Linked DNA regions of Mus musculus: region 2 is linked to region 1. Evidence: chromatin loops called from intact Hi-C (ENCODE). Cell type or tissue: heart. All regions are shown on one strand.

Region 1 (8,000 bases):
TGCTAGCCTAGGCTAGACCCTTCAGCATGAAGTTCCCAGGACAAAATCCAGACTACCCTTTCACGAAGTCCACTGGGGTGGAGCCCACTCATCATGAGGTCAGCACCAGGCATCAAACAGTGGTGGCCCTGCTCTAACTGCTGATGAAAGCGTATCTCACAGTTATTAAAGTCATCATGGATGCTAGGCCTAGGTTTGGGAAAAAACCCACATTCGCCAGCTCTGCATCAGAATCCGTTATCGACAGATGAGGGCGAAACGGTTTCTTTTTCTGCCTGGAGGCTTTTTGTCAGAGGGTTGGATTTTACGCACTCGAGTGACTGTGTTAATGTACAAGTGGTCTTAAGAGTACAGCTGACAGGGTGGGAAAAAAGTAGAGCTTAGATGTGTCAAGGGATAGAAGGCACCCCCTTCAGTGGCTGTCTCCTGCATGAGGCACTGAGAGATTCAGCAACAGGAACTTGGGGACAGTACTGGGTTGGGCCACACTTGGGGACAGTACCCAGTTGGGTCATACCAACTTCCTTCACTGTGGGTGAGCTTCAGCAGGGACTGCCCAGAGGAGCAGTCAAAGTTAATTTTTAACTGTAAGTGCTGACAGGCAGCTGCTCAGTGGTTTGGCTGCTCATTTGCAAGTCCACACCCCTAGGGAGGGCATGCCAAACCAAGCCTGGCCAGAGAGTGATCAACCTTCCTTCATTACAGCCAGGGCGGCTCAGTGGCAGGATTGCAGACGTGACAACTTCTACTTTGCCACCACACTCCAATCAATGTCCAGGAGCTGCTGTATTGCCCAGGGAACGCTTCACAGGTGAACGGGTGGGGATGTGTCTCTGCTGGGAGGGGCTTTCCTAGCAGGGCCAAGCCCAGGGGCTTATCGTCAGCCCTGAAGAGAACCTGGTTTGTTGGTTGGGACATGCCTGTCTCTTAGTACTCCCAGATGGAAGCAGCAGGCTCTGAAGGTCAAAGTCCTAGGTTACATAGTGGTTACATAGTAAGTTTCAAGACAGCTGGGCTATAGAAGCCCTGCCTTAGACTAACAAACAACAACAAAACGAGGACAATTTCAGTCTACTAGCACCCATGATTGTTTTCTTATAAGTAACTATATCAGAATCAACCCTCCGAGAGAGAAAGATGACATCATCTGTAATTGCAAAACAGGAAAAAGGCTTTGGAGCATGTAGTCCAGTGGTGGAGAAGGTGCCTGCCAGACTCAGGGCTATTCCAGAACTAAGCATAAAAACTACTCCCCACCCTCTGGAATTAAAAAAAAAAAAAAGTGAAATTCTTGAGGTTTAAAAGTTCACCTTGAGATGTGGTTCCCACCAGTTATGAGGATAGGGAATGGCTAAGAGTTGCCGAATAAACAGACAGTGGCTAGACACAGAACCAGGACCTCATACATGGTAGAAAAAAATGCTCCAGCACTTAGCCACCTCCCTGGACCCTAAAGGTGAGGCTTGAAGATTCCAGAGAGAACCTCAGCAGGAGACGTGCTGAGTACAGCAGCTTGTCGTGGGCGGAGCCTGAGAGGAGCAACATGCTCTTCTGCACAGTCAGCATCAGGTGGGCAGGCAGAGACAGCCAAGGTAGAATTATCCCTGGGGGAAGGAGTGCAGACAGGTTCTGAGCAGCAGGCAAGGATGACTGTATACTTGTTTCGAGAGCGAAGAACAGAAGAGGTGGAGAACGGTCTGAGGTGCAGGAAAGTGCACGTAAGGAATGGGGTAAATGGCTGGTAGCATTGTGACTGGCACCAGAGCTCTGTGGGACTATCCTGAACAGTAGGAAGAGAATGAGCAGGCTGTGCTTACCGTCAGTGTTGGTGAAGGGATTCTGTCATCACATGAAGGACAGTCACTTAGGAGAGGAGGTATGTTTGATTCAGTAACAAGAGCCTTATGCTCAGTTTTGGAGGATGGGCTGGGGAAGTGTAAGCAAACAGCAGAGTGCTTGCCTAGCGAGCAGGAAGCCTTGGGTTCTATCCCAGAAAAGGGCTGGGTGGGGGAGGAAAGAAAAGAATAACTTGGGGATAACAAAAGAGCTCGGAGGCATAGAGAGAAAACAGTGAGGAAATCAGGCAGAAACGAAACTGGTCAGGACCAAAGGGCACAAACTCCTGTAGCTCAGAGCTAGAACAGGAACACTTGCTTTGGCAGCACACACAATAGCGTTGGGGTGGATTTCACCGCAGCTGTGGCCCATGCACAGGTCCGGCAGCATGGTCCCCAAAAGAGACAAAATGGCTGGCCAGCTTGGCACCTGGCTGGATTTCAGTGTGCACCACCCCCACTTCACAGAGTGATTTGGCAAGTTAAGTCACTTATTGAGCCCCGGTGTTGTTAGTCTCTCTACCCATAAAATGCAGCTAAAAATAGCACCTTCTAGGATTATGGCGAGGATTACATGGGTTAGGGAAAATAATGTTCTCAGCAGATGTACACCAGTTTCAGCAGGCAATGGCCGCTAAATGCCAGCTGCAGCAGGCTGCCCAAGGAAAGTTCTTCCCGTAAAGAAGTCATGGCCTGCATGTGCCCTACAAAGCCAGAAACAGGACCCAGGAGCAGTGCTGTCACCAAACAGAAACGAGCAATGAGTAGAAGGAATGACAGGAGGACAGGTGTTCGCAGTCCACTCAGCCCAGCCCATCTGTTACTATGGAGACCAAGAATATGATGTCATCTTTCTCTTCCTGAGATAAGGGGGGGTCCTGTAGTGTAGGGTGACTTTGACCTTCCTATCCTTCAGCCTTCATCCCCACCCCACCCCCGCCCTCCACTCCCAGTAATAGGTCTACATGTATGCTCAATCGATACAGTGTGGGCCCACAGAGCCACATCCCTGGATCCCCTTAGTTTTCTTTTGCAAAGACAGAAAATAGTTACATAAGGAGAGATAGAGAGCCTGGGGGTGGGGAGCAGTTAATCACAATATAAATATTATAAATATTATGGAAAGAGAGGGTAAGGAGGTGTGGCTGTCATCGCCCTGTCAAACCACACCTCATTTAGGAGTGCCTGAAGATTCTGAGCTGCAGGAGTGGGTTAGGTCCCAGCTGAGTTCACACAGCGGCAGCATGTGCATTACAGGTTGCCCTGCAGGAGACTGTAACAGCTCCAGAGCACCCCCTGTTGTCAAGGCACATGTGTGCCTGCATGTGTGAATTGCCATCCAGGGAGAAAAATACCTGATGCTGACATAAGCCGCAGTGGCTGCTCACACCCTTTGAGGGTGCTTGGCTTGAGGGAAGGATCCTACCTCATTTTCTGAATCTGATGCTTTGAATCTTAGCAACACCCTCATGTGGCAACTGTAGCATTACATCATGCTTGAATCCATCACCACTGGAGCATACAGCCTAAGACCTGGGTGCTATGAATAGCCCAACATGTGGGAATGCACATGGCTTAGATACCTTCTGTGCAAGGCTGGACACAGAAGAAAACATCTATCATAACATGTAACAGACATGCAACATGTTACATAAAGTGGAAATACCCTGTAGGATATCTGCTTAGTGCCAGGACACACATGTGCAAGGCAGATGTGAACAATGGGATGCTCTTCCAAAGGTGGCACTGGCATTGCCACAAATGCATGGTTCCTTCAGACAAGAGTGTCTCGATTACCCGTCTACTGCTTACTACACTGGTCTGGGTTGCTCAATACTTGCTGCCACTGTCTAGGTTTAAAAGAAGTTGACCCGTATGAGAAAGGACAAGGGTGTAGGTTTCTAGGAAGTAGCTAGGAACACTGGCCAGAGAACGAGATACATGAAAAAGGGAATTTTGGAAAGCCAGCTAAAGGAAGGTGCTCCCAAGGCCATCATCCTGAGGTCAAGGAGTGCCAGGTGATACAGATCAGCTCAGGAATGCAGTAGGGAGTGCCATCTTGCTTAGTGTGGTTCTGATGCTAGTGACTGAATTCTGCCAGCACCTGGATCTGCAAAGTCCTGCTTAGAAGGCTACCCTTTATGGCTTAGGGTGTAAAACTCCACTTACAGTTAATGATCCAGGAACCAGGGGTATGTTTATACTGGCTTCTGGGGGAATGTTTGATGGCTGCTCTGAGGAGAGGCTGTTCAGAGGTCAGGCACTCTGAACAGTCCCAGAGAACTGGGTAGAGCTGCCCCAAAGGCTGTAGAAGAAACCGTAAGCACAAAGGTGGAAGTCGAGAAAGGAGTTATGCTCAGTTAACTTCTGTTAGAATTCCTGGGTACTGTGTACCAGTCGGCCAAGGCTTCACCCTTGTCCTTCCTCAAGGCAGGTGAAGAATCTAACATTCTCTGCCATTGTCAACTTTAACCCAAGGAAGCAGTTACTCATAGGCACCAGCCAGTGGAAAGGAGAAAAGAGACACTGTAACAAGAAGTGTGGCAGGAAGTGTCAATGTAGCTGAGTGCAGTTTGCAGTTTTAGATCCACCACCCTGTAAAGCAAAAATACCACAGATTTAACAGTGAAGCCATCTGTGTGTGTGTGTGTGTGTGTGTGTGTGTGTGTGTGTGTGTGTAGGTGGGAAGGATATTCAGGTAGGGGGTTAGAAAGATAGAAAGAAGAGGTTCTGGTGCTAGGTGATGTCAGAGAGGAAGAGGCCAGTAATAGATGGCCTTCAGGGATGTAGAAGAGGAAAGATTAGCATCACAGATCAGGTGATGCTCTGGGGTTGGGGGTGGGGAACAGGGTGATGTGGAAAGCCAGAGTGTTTGCTGATGGACTTACTACAGTTTCTAGCTTCCACCTGTAATGGGCATTGTTCAAACCAGCAAGGGTACATGCTGCAGGCATGGGCCAAAAGATCAAAAATACTCAGGCCTTCTACTTCCACTCCCCAGTCAACTCCAAAAGTTGCCCCATAGATACCTTCTTGCAGCCTCCATTTTTGACTCTAGTCATTGACAAGCTGCCTTCTGTGGCCACAGTGGGACCCACACAAGATGTGAATCCTCAGGTTAATAGACTGGGGCTAGAACAAGGTTCTACATATTCACAAGCCTACTGTTTGATATAAGGACTGCTATTAAGAGTTGTCCCAACGCTTTGGAGCTAATCAAGAGAAGAAGAGAGCCATGCAAAGGGAAGAGGCAGATATACAGCTCTGGGGGCAAACAGAGACCAGAGTCTTGCAGCCACCAGCCCATACCCAAGCATAAATGTCAAAGAGAGTACTGCCCATCCAGAGCTCAAAGCAGGTGCCTCAATTAAAGGTATAAACTTGGGAGTCCTCTCCTTAGCCTGGGAACCTGAAGGCTCTGTTCCAGATAACATCTACTCTCTATGCTACTGAAAATGAGGAAGAAAACAGAATAGAGAAGGGAAGAAAGGGGCTGGAGAGATGGCTCAGCCCTTAAAGGCGAGTCTCAAAACCAAAAATGTAAGAGAAGGGGAGAGAGGACAGGTCCTGCAGAACCCCAGCACTAGAGGACTAGATGGCACAGGATTAGGCAGTAAAGCGAACAGAGCAGACAGCAAGCCCATGGGCCCAGCATAGGCTTGGAAGAGTGAAAGCATCAGAATGGAGACTGCTGGAGAGCTTTGCAGAGCAGGACCAGAGGGAGACTTAGTGAAAGGGTTCAAGGGAAAAGGGGAATGGTTCAAAATATGGTTCATTCAGGAGGATGCCTGACATGCACAAGGCTCTGGCTCAGCTCCCAGCACCACATAAACGGGGTGTGGTGGTACACACCCATCACCCCAGCACTCAGGAGGTGCTGCAGGAAGATCAGATATTCAAGGTCACTCTTGTTGACTACACAGGAAGGAAGTTAGAGTCTAGCCTGATCTACATAAGACCGGCAGGGGCGTGTATGAAAATGGAGACAGCAAAGAGTTTGCTGTGACGAGAAGGAAAAAGAAGGCGTTGGAGGGGAGGTAGAGCTGAGGGATTCTTCTCCATGATAGAGGATGGTCGTAGGATACAGGACAGTGTGGGTAATCAGCCGGGGAAGATGCAGGGTGAAGAAGGAAACATTAGTTACAGGGCCTGGAGGAGGCCATCAAGGGCCTGAGTGGCTCCAAAACCCTCCACACCACTGAAAGCATGTGCAGGACCCCAGAACACCACAAAACTCAAGCGTGAAGGCCAAGAGCAGGTCTCACAGCTGTTCAACTACGAGGGGAAACTCAACCTTCTGTTTCTAAATAAGCAATTATTAAACATACACCAGAAGAAAGCCATAAGCTACCCAGTTATGTAGGACATCGGGGCTTCCAGACACTTCCTTAAAAGTCCCTTGAGAAGACTAAACAATTACTTTGTATATTAATCTGTGGCTTGATAGATAAAAACACATTTTGGAATAAGGTCTGCTTGATCTATCACATTAAATGTAAAAGATACAGAGCCTCCAATGGCACAGATAAAAGCGCCACACTGATGGGGAAGCTGCAGAGCCTGTCTCTAGTACATCTTTCAGCGGTGTGATAGCATTTATTTACCCTGCATTATTAGAAAGTGAATAGTCACTAGCCTTCAATTTTCACGTCAATTGCAGGGAAAAGATTCCATTTTCTACAGAGTCTAGGATAGAAATTGACTTAGCAGCTCGGAACTGTCAAAAAAAAAATCCTTTTAAAAACTGGTTTGCTTTATAGAGAGGACAAAGCAGGTGTCGTCTTCCTCACGTGGACATTTATATTCACCCCACACTGTAGGTCTGCATAGGACAGTGGCTGCCAGCTCCGGATCACCTCACCTCTACATGCAGGCAGCTGTGGAGCCATCTGCCCCATGGGTGTTAGAGGACTCCATTTCAATGTTCTAATAAGAAGGACACTTGGAAAATACAGATCAGTCACCATTGCTAACAGGTCAATCTGATACTGAGTTTCCAGGGTTAAGAAACAGAAAACCCTACTCTGGATTGAATTAAAAGCGGCATATACATACTACATTGCCCTTGGGATTTGCAGATTCAGAACTTAGTTTGACAAAACCTATCAGGTTTGGGCAATTATGAAAGCAGGTTATTCTCTGTCATGGGGACGATAAAAACAAATGAGCAATAAAAAGACAAGAATGAAAAATGTTTCTCTTCTCGTTCTTTCTTTCCATGTTAAGGTGTCACTGTGTTTTGTTTACAGGGGCAGTTCTGTTTTGTTTTGTATTTTATCTTTTGAGACAGGGTCTCATGTATCTCAGGCTAGTTTTGAACTCACTACTACGGAGGCAAGGTTGACCTGCTCTTCTTGCCTGTAATACCTGAATCCTGGAATTACAAACATGCACCACCATACACAGTGTATGAAGTGCTAGGGATCACACCCAGGGTCTTGTGTATACCGGGTAGACAATCTATCAACTTAGCCAACACCCTAGCTCTGTATTTTCGTGTTTTAACTTCAGTCCTTAAATCTCAAGAAGAATACACAAGTCACCATCTAATTTCATCAGTGTGAAACTGGCCCCTTTAATATACCTGGCAATTAGACCTGTGCCCTAAAACTCCAGGCATTACTAGTTTTTCAAAGGGTCTTCCAGGGTGAGTTGGGGGAGGTACATCCCCATAGAAGCAGTGAGGAATTAGGACCTTTCCCATCCAGACTGACTCCAGGTAAGACTTTTCTGAAGGAGTTCCATCTTCATGCCCATGTCTTATCAGTACATACAGCTCTAACATCTCAGTAGACTTCCAGGAGCATGAATGATGGAGAGATGTAGAGTTACAGCTTCTTACAGGGCAGCCAGTTTCTCCCTAAGCAGAGGACAGTTGTGCTTCACCACATGGACACAGAACACTGGGCCTTGCGTCTCTTCCTACAAACACTCTGCACTGGCTGGTTTTGTGTATCAGCTTGACACAAGCTGGAGTTATCACAGAGAAAGGAGCCTCCCTGGAGGAAAGGCCGCCATGAGATGCAGCTGTAAGGCATTTTCTCAATTGGTGATCAAAGAGGGGAGGGCCCTACTCATTGTGGGTGGTGCCATTCCTGGACTGGTGGTCCTGGGTTCTATAAGAAGGCAAGCTGAGCAAGCTACGGGAAGCAACCCAGTAAGCAG
Region 2 (8,000 bases), 1.1 Mb before region 1:
CAAAGTTCATCATTATCATTGTTTTTGAGAAGGGGTTTCACTATGCGGCCTGGGCTGGCCTTGAACTTGTGGTCCTCATGCTGAGGGCCAGGATTCTAGTGAGCACCACTGTGCCTAGCTTCCAAATACTATTAAAAGTGCAGGGAAGGGGTTGCAGCTCAGTTTGTGCAATGTTTGCCTAGCATGCATTAAGTCCTGGCTTCATTCTCTAGTATCATAAATCTGGGGATTGTGGCAGATGCCTATAACCTTAGCAATCCAAAGTGGAGGCGGGAGGATCAGAAATTCAAGGTTCTCATCAGCTACAAGTGAGAACTTAAAGCCAGTTCTGGCATGAATGAGTCCTAGTCTTTTTTTAAAAAATCAGTGAAAATTCCGTGAGTGCCTATGTTCATGAGAGTTAGCAGGCAGGGGCTCTTTTCATCTAGACTGTTCCTTTTTAACAGTTCCGTGCCAGGCATGCCTGCTTGTCTCAGATGATCCCATTTCTCTCTTGCAGTGGGAGGCTCTTTCTAGTTAAGGCAGAGCTAGCTGCCAGTTAGTCTCAGCAACTGGGAGAACAAAGAAGTCACATAGTCCGAAGGAATCATACTTCTCTACCATGAATCTAAGAAACACACTCCTCTTCCAATTTCCCAGAGCAGAAAGTGCTGGTGTTTCCCCTCTCAAACACTTTATCAGACTCTGGGTCGGGAACTATGTCTTCATTTTCTCAATTAGCACTCTGCTTCTGTAAGCCTTTTAGCTTTTGTTTCTGGCTAACATAGCTTTTCACCCTCTTTGAATGTCAGGTCCTACTGAGCCATTTCACTTCACTTTGCATCCATTTTTCCACCATTACTGCCTTCATCTCAGCTAATTGCATTTAGTTAATCTGATGCCATTTATGTGTACAGTGCCATTTACAGTCAAAGTATTTTAAGTTTTCTAAAACCGCTTGTCTTAAGATTCAATGGAAAGTGTCTCGGAATTGAAGGAGTCCAATTTTATCCAATTTCCTTGTCACTCTCATTAGGAAAGGAGGTGTCCATGGCAGAAAGAGGCCTCTTTAGCTTACTCTGTGCTTATATTCACCATGTAAAAGCGAACAGCAGAACGGAAAAGGGGTGGAGCACCTCCTACCCATCCCATAAGCCAGCCACCCCCTGGGATGGCATGTGAGAATTTGAGGGTCCTTTAGGATCCCAATTATTCAACTTAGGGGTCTTTTGATAGACCTCTACTGAATAAAGTTCAGGAGTGTGGTGGTGGTTGGTTGTTGTTGTTGCTGTGGTGGTGGTGGTGGTGTGTGTAGCAAGTCTGTCTGTGTAAGAACCTCATGTAGGGTAAAGAATCCAGGATCAGGTTGGGAAGGAACACACTGAATTAGTTGTGTGTACTTATTCCCGTCCAGTAAGTCTTCGTAGGAGGAAAGTACAGGTTGAGAGCTGGAATATGGAAGCTGGAGAATATGGGCTAGGTTGAGAGATGTCTCCTGTAAGAGAGTTTACCCCGCACTGTTCTCCCTTTACTTCAGGGGATCAGAGAAGCACCAGGATAATGTACTGTGCCTGGTGATCATTGGTGCAGAGTCTAGGATGCAGATATCACTGACGAATGTGGCTATGCATAGCGTGTCCACCGTGCAGTTATTCCTTTTCTGAGACAGGGCCTCACATAGCCCATGCTGGTCTGGAACTCAGTGTGTAGCCAAGATGACCTTGAACTTCTGATCCTGTTTGTCCCTACTGAGTGCCAGGACTGCCAGCACGTATCATGTCTGGTTTTAAGCTGTTTTACTCCCTACTACTAAAAATGGCTCAAGTTATCCTTGGTAAAAGTTTGGAAAAATATAATGAGTGTAAGTTCACTGAATATATCTAATATTGACCTCACATGTTACCCCCTCCCCCCATTCCTTGCTCACTTGGTTTTTTAGGAAGGCCAACCCATAGCCAGACTCAATCAGAATTCCTCTTCTTGTCCTAAGCCTCTTTCCATTAAGGAAAGAATCCTTGACAATTCCAGAAAAAAAAAAATCATTGAATGCTACTGGTATTTCTTGTCATCCATAAAGTTATAGGTTTCAGGAAACTTCCCTGGTAACCAAAGATATGCCAAGCATGGAGCCATGGTGGCACTCTTACCTGTATGGTCCTGAATCGGCCCTGTCTTGCTGGTCAGCACACTCCACCTGAGCTGTGCATGGCTGTCATGCTCCCAGTGGCAGAATGTCTTGTGAGAGCCCCAGCCAAACTCGCAGTTAAAACCGTATGTCGGGAACTCTTCAGTGGGGAAGGACAGACAGACATAAGGGAAGAATTAATCACAACGATCAGGAAGGCCATTAATACTCTCATGGGCATCATTTATTTTAATTCCATATTTGTTCTAAAGCTATGGAAAATCCACCAAACCCAAGATTACCAAGAAAATAACAGATGCATGAACATGCCAAAAATGTTTACAAAATCACATTTAGCATTACCATTCTTCTTTCTGTTTTGGGTCCACCTTTAGAAAGATTATGGATTGCTCATCAAATTGGGTTTATGTGAGATTTCCAGGAAGATTACTTTCCAAGATGCTTGTGTATGAAACATCAGAAGTATTTTCCCTAGTTGCACAATAGTCGATACGAACAATAATATTATTGAAGATGAACCATAAAAATTGATAAGCATCAATGATAGAAATCTTACTAGAGATTAGCTACAAGTGTCTGAAGCTGGGATGTAAGTTGGCAGGAAGCCTAGCCCTGAGTCTCACTTCTCATCACACCAGCTGATGGCCCAAGCTTTGTGTCAGGAAGGAATGACTGAAGCATTTTGCTGAGATTATTTTCTTTCTTCTGTGCTTTCCATCAGGTCAATTAATTTCAGACTAAGTCTTTTTATTTCTTTTTATTTTTGGTGAATTTCTGAATTTGCATATCAATTGTTCGCCGCACTTAAAACCTCAATTTGAGGTCACATAAAGCCCAAATTCATTTAAACATCGACTCTTTCAGCAACACTTTCTAAAATCTTCCAAATGTTTCTTTTGGAAGCTGAAAACATAAATGGATTTGCGGGAAGGCGTCTGACCTTACTGATCCTTAACCTGAAAGCCTTTCATTTACTCAACTCAGTTCTTTGAAAGGGTCTTGAGTTCAGAAGTATTAAGAAAGAAAGAAAGAAAGAAAGAAAGAAAGAAAGAAAGAAAGAAGGAAAAGAAAAGAAGAAAGGAAGGAAGGAAGGAAGGAAGGAAGGAAGGAAGGAAGGAAGGAAGGAAGGAAGAAAGGAACCAGTGATAGGGTTTTGTTTGGGGAGGAGTCAGCAGAGGCTAAATACAATCACAAAGATGAGATCTTTGTCCAGTCCCCAGGCAGATCAAGCCTGAAATTAGTAGTCCACGAGATGGCAGTATTGAGTTGGATAGAGCCACATCATGGGTGTCTGTCCAACTGAAGTGGAGTCTTGAAAAGACTTGCATACAATAAAGGAAAGCATGCTATTATGGGCTGCCTTAGGGTCAGACAGAGACCACGTCTTTTTTTTTTTTTTTTTTTTTTAGCATTTCTTTAACTTGCCCAAGTGTTTGATATGAAGTTCTTCAAGTCCTTTCAGTTGCTCTTCAAGGGCTTTCCAGTGCCCCTCCCCCCACTGAACAATGGTGTGAGGGGTTTTAATAGAAAGATTTATTAAATTGATAAGAATGATTTACTATGCATGTTTTGGTTTCCAAGGATTTTTTTTTCAAGTGCTACTGTCAGATTTTGGAAGGAACTCGCTCTATGAATAATCACAAGGAAGTAGGATATAAGTCCTTATAATCAGGAGGTAATGTGACCTCTCAAAGGGTGGGAAGAGTTGGTTCCAAAAGAGAAGTTGGTCACATGATGTGAGCATTTGTACAGAGTCAGCTAGTGCAAAAGGACAGCTTGAGTGTCAAAGGAGAGGGAGTTTTCATGTGTAAGATATTGAAGCATGAAGTGGAACTTCATGAGGCTCAAAAATCTCTCCTGAAGTTACTGCCCTTGGGCAGCAAAACTGACTTTCACAGATGGCATAGTCAACATCCTTGTCCCGGAATGTACTGTTGTGTAACCTCATGGTAGGAAATGTTGATGTGAAAGTGTGAGGTTTTTGACTTTTATTTTTTTCTCTTCAGTCTGCTTTGTACGATATGCAAAAGGGCAGAAAAGCTTCATAAGTGGTTCCATCTACTTTGCTTACACATAAAATTTGCTCTCTGGCCCAGAAAACCACACTGTGCATTATGTTGGCTAACATTCTGATGACATTGTAAAGCATATGAACTTAGCATTTTAGAAATGGCCAAAAAATTAAAAAAAAAACAAATCAATGCATTTCAGTGGGGCTGGGATCTGGATTGTAGAATTCAGTGCTGACAATTCACCTTGGATATGAAGGTGACCAATCATCCAAAGTATCAACAGACATTTGTAGAGGGAAAAACAAACAAATAAAACCAAAAACAAACAAAAAACAAAAAGCCAAAAAGCTGCATAAGGATCAGGAAAGAAGAAGAAAAAGACAGAGAAAGAAGAGAAGAAAGTTGAGTAGAGGAAAGATATGAAGATGCAGGGACCCTGATGGCTAAGCTTTTAAATTATTACTCAGGCCCTGGAGTTGTGCACAGTTCTCATTAAATTCAATAGTAATAATTGGACTAAATCCCTTCTTAAAAATAGCAGGAAACAATATTCTGAACTTAAAACAAATTTATGGCCTCTGTGAGCAAATGCCAGCTGTGCTGCTGAAAGGATCTTGCCTGCAGTTGGGTCATTAAGCACAGGATGTGAGCAAGGATTTAATTTTCAAGTCGAGGTTCCTATCTAGTATGATCACTGCTTGGTTATCAGCTGGTCCTAAAGTCCAAGCAAGAGGGATATGGAAGCCCACACAATCATAAGTCACCAACATACTGTGAGCTGCTGTGAGGATGTGGAAAGACCCTCAGAGGGTCAAAGTCCTTTGTAAAGAGAACTGCATTAAACAGAGGGGTCTGTCCAAGCATGAATACCCTTTTATGCCTCTAATGACAGCAACCTAGGCAGTATATGGATATTGTATTCCTGCTGAGTTTCTTGTATTGATCAGAATCCTCAAGATAAATTTCTCTCCTCTATGTGTGTGTGTGTGTATGCACATGTTCATGTATGTGTGTATATCTATGTGTAAGTCAGAGGTCAATTTCAAATGTTATTCTTCAGGCACCATCCATCTTGTGTTTTGTGATTGGCTCTCACTGGGGCCTGGAACTTGCCATGTAGGCCAAGCCTGCTAGTCAGTGAGCCATGGCGATCTGCCTGTCTCTATCTCTGAGCATGCTCCATATACTCTGCTTTTGTGTGGATTCTGATGATGGAACTCAGGAATTCATGCTTGCACAGCAGGGGTAAGTGCTTGCATACACTTACTGAGATACCCACTCAGTTCTTAAAACAGAATCTTAAGATTTTGCTTAGTTTGTAACTGCTCAGGTAAACAGAATTTTGATGAAGACATAGGGTCTGTCTGAGGCCATCTGTGAAGTGTGAGAGGCCTGTAATGCATCAAGTTTTAGGTGTGGTCAGCCTCACCTTGAGCTAGACCTCTGTCTGGAAGCACATTCCATCTCTGTGAGGCCCATGCAGTGACCTAACCAGAAGGTTGCAGTGAACAGATAGCTTTTAAAGGTCAACAGTTCATGACCCTCCAGTGAGGAGCTGAAGACCAGATTTATAACTCAGACAATGGAATAAACAGGAAACCATATAGACATTGTCTATCTCTATGATCAGCCAGGCTGTTAGAACCAGTCTTTGTCTAGATGGTGGTAGTAACAAATCTTATGGATTCATGCGCTGTACACCTGCCCTCTGACTTTGGTGAATGCTAAGATTGGGCTGACAGCCCCTTGTTTATAAGACCTTCACAAGCATGACCAAGAGGTCCTGTTGAAAGCAAATGTGTTATCAAAACCTCTCCTGGTGTGGTCACCATGACTCTCACTTTCATGCTTTTTGAAGATAGCCATGCTCGTTTAATAGAGGAGATGAGAGACTAACGAAGCAGTAGAGAGACTACTTCAGGGTGCTTCTAATCACTTCTGGCAAGAAAAGAAACTAGATGAGCAACTAAAATGTACATGGCGTCATCACAACTTCATATACTCCCTTCATCCTCTTCTGATAGAGGGCCAAAGACAGTATATTGAGAGTCATAGTCCTACAGCTTCACCCCCACAGAGAAGCCCCATTTGCAGACCAGGGCCGTCCTCCTGGTAACAGACAGGGAAGAGTAAAATATCTGCAGACAGACACTGTGACTAAAGTCAAATTACAACAGGTATGAGCAGGAACACAGCATTTGGGGGATTTCCTTTGCCTAACGTCTGAGGGGTTTGGGATGCGGGAGCAAGCGTTTTGTCAGCTGAACTCCTGAAAACTGGGGGAAAGTTCCAAAGAAGTTTGTCTTACAGTTTAATTAGGTCAATGGTAACAGTGGCCTTTAAGGAAGCATGCTAATTAGGGAAGTCCTTTCTAGTCCTCTGTGAGGCAGTCAGTGTGGAGGAAACACCGATACACACCACACGGTCCATTAATAAATGACTGCAGAGGCCAAGGCTGAGTGAACTTCAATAAAGGAAATGGAAGAATCTGGGAAGCTGACCCTCTCACCTTCCTCTAATGATTAACTCTAAAGTATTTAAAAAAAAAAAAAAAACCTCTGGTTGCTTATACAACTGCTTCCCTTCATGTGAGTCTGTGGGGAAGAATGTCACAGAATACTAACAGAAAACAAAAGAGGGCAGCCTTTGATAACCCGCACGCACGGTTGGGCGGACAGAGTCCTTGGGTTTTCCTCTGAGCTAAAGGATAAGGGGGATGCTCCCAGGGTGTTTCTCAGCCCGGGCACAGTGTAAACCTTGGTTTCCTGAGCCAGTCTTGTGGTAAGTGCTGTTGTAAAACTGCCAACTCTGTGGCAGGCACAACAGACAAACTTTGCGCTTCTTGATTTTGCAGAATGGTGATGAAAATAAATAGTTAGGCTGTGGCTTGTGAGATTTCTTTCCTTCTTCTAGTTTGCAAACACAGGCCACATCAGAGCTGTGCTGTAATTAAACAAAGTATGTCTCTCAATTCCCTGGGGGGAGGGGGGTAGCTGGGACATGTCATTCAGCAATGACTGATGAGGAAGGGAACCCTGTTCATTGGGGCTTACTGGGTACCAAAAGCATGTGGCTTTTACAGCTTTGCTGTTCTCCTAGGCCTTTAGAGCAACTGAAGCCAGGAAGCTCAGTGATGCTATTTTGGTAAGTGGGATTGGAAGGGGTACATGGAATATAGACACATTAGATTTTGATACCTGATTGGATGGTGCTGTCTATAATGGTTGGCTTCTCTGTGGCCAGGACAGTGGTGCCTCCTGAAAAATAAGAGCAGCGGCATACCAAAATAAGAAAACAGAGGCAGTGTGCAACAATGTTTCAAGCTCACATCTCTAGACATTTCTCACAGAAAACTCTTACTTTAGTTCCTTCCAGGACCAATCACATTTGACTGAATCTTAGTCTATCTAATTCAAACAACATTACCATAAGATTGTTTTAATTTTATGCATGCTATGTTTTGTGTATGTTTACATGTGTGTGAAGATTTGCATTAAGTGTGCAGGAGCATGTGCATGTGGATGTTAGAAGATAATCTGCGGTGTCATGTCAGAAATATCACTTGGCTCCTTTGAAACAGGGTTACACAAGTAGGCTAGATTGGCTGGCTAGTGAGTCCCAGGGACCCATTATCTACCTACAAGCTTGTACTATACTCAGCTTTGTGTGTGTGTGTGTGTGTGTGTGTGTGTGTGTGTGTGTGTGTGTGTATTCTAGGGGCTGACTTCAGGTCCTTAGGCTTGACAGGAAGCCCCTTATCAACTGATCCATAGTCCCAACTCTAACAGCTTTACTTAAAAAAAAAAAAAACCTTACACATTTGCTTTACAATTTTTTAAATGAACAAATAAAGATTTTCTCTA

What was found. Hi-C counts contacts between places; a loop is a spot of excess contacts. Peaks named below come from ENCODE experiments on the same cell type or tissue, not always from the same donor. Only the 100,000 strongest peaks of a DNase experiment are listed, where the experiment ranks them.
Region 2: it touches region 1 in a loop (3-fold over the local background); 8 of 42 quality-filtered maps call a loop at or near these places.

The regions. Positions count from the first base shown.
Region 1 is chr8:127,433,899-127,441,898 of GRCm38, reverse strand. All of the region lies in intron 20 of Pard3 (par-3 family cell polarity regulator), which reads right to left. It overlaps LOC115486907 (a long non-coding RNA gene), which reads left to right and starts at 614. Exons shown (of 2, transcript XR_003947489.1): 1 at 614-811; 2 at 6,656-7,027. In heart, a CTCF peak has its summit at 3,125; DNase peaks (open chromatin) are centred at 608, 1,568, 2,178 and 3,068; H3K27ac peaks cover 1,411 bases.
Region 2 is chr8:128,487,291-128,495,290 of GRCm38, reverse strand. It overlaps Nrp1 (neuropilin 1), which reads right to left. Exons shown (of 17, transcript NM_008737.2): 12 at 7,335-7,394; 13 at 2,127-2,264. Gm32643 (a long non-coding RNA gene) reads left to right here and starts at 2,306. Exons shown (of 7, transcript XR_003947627.1): 1 at 2,306-6,918. In heart, CTCF peaks have their summits at 3,377 (motif pointing right) and 6,747 (motif pointing right); DNase peaks (open chromatin) are centred at 3,390, 3,890 and 6,930.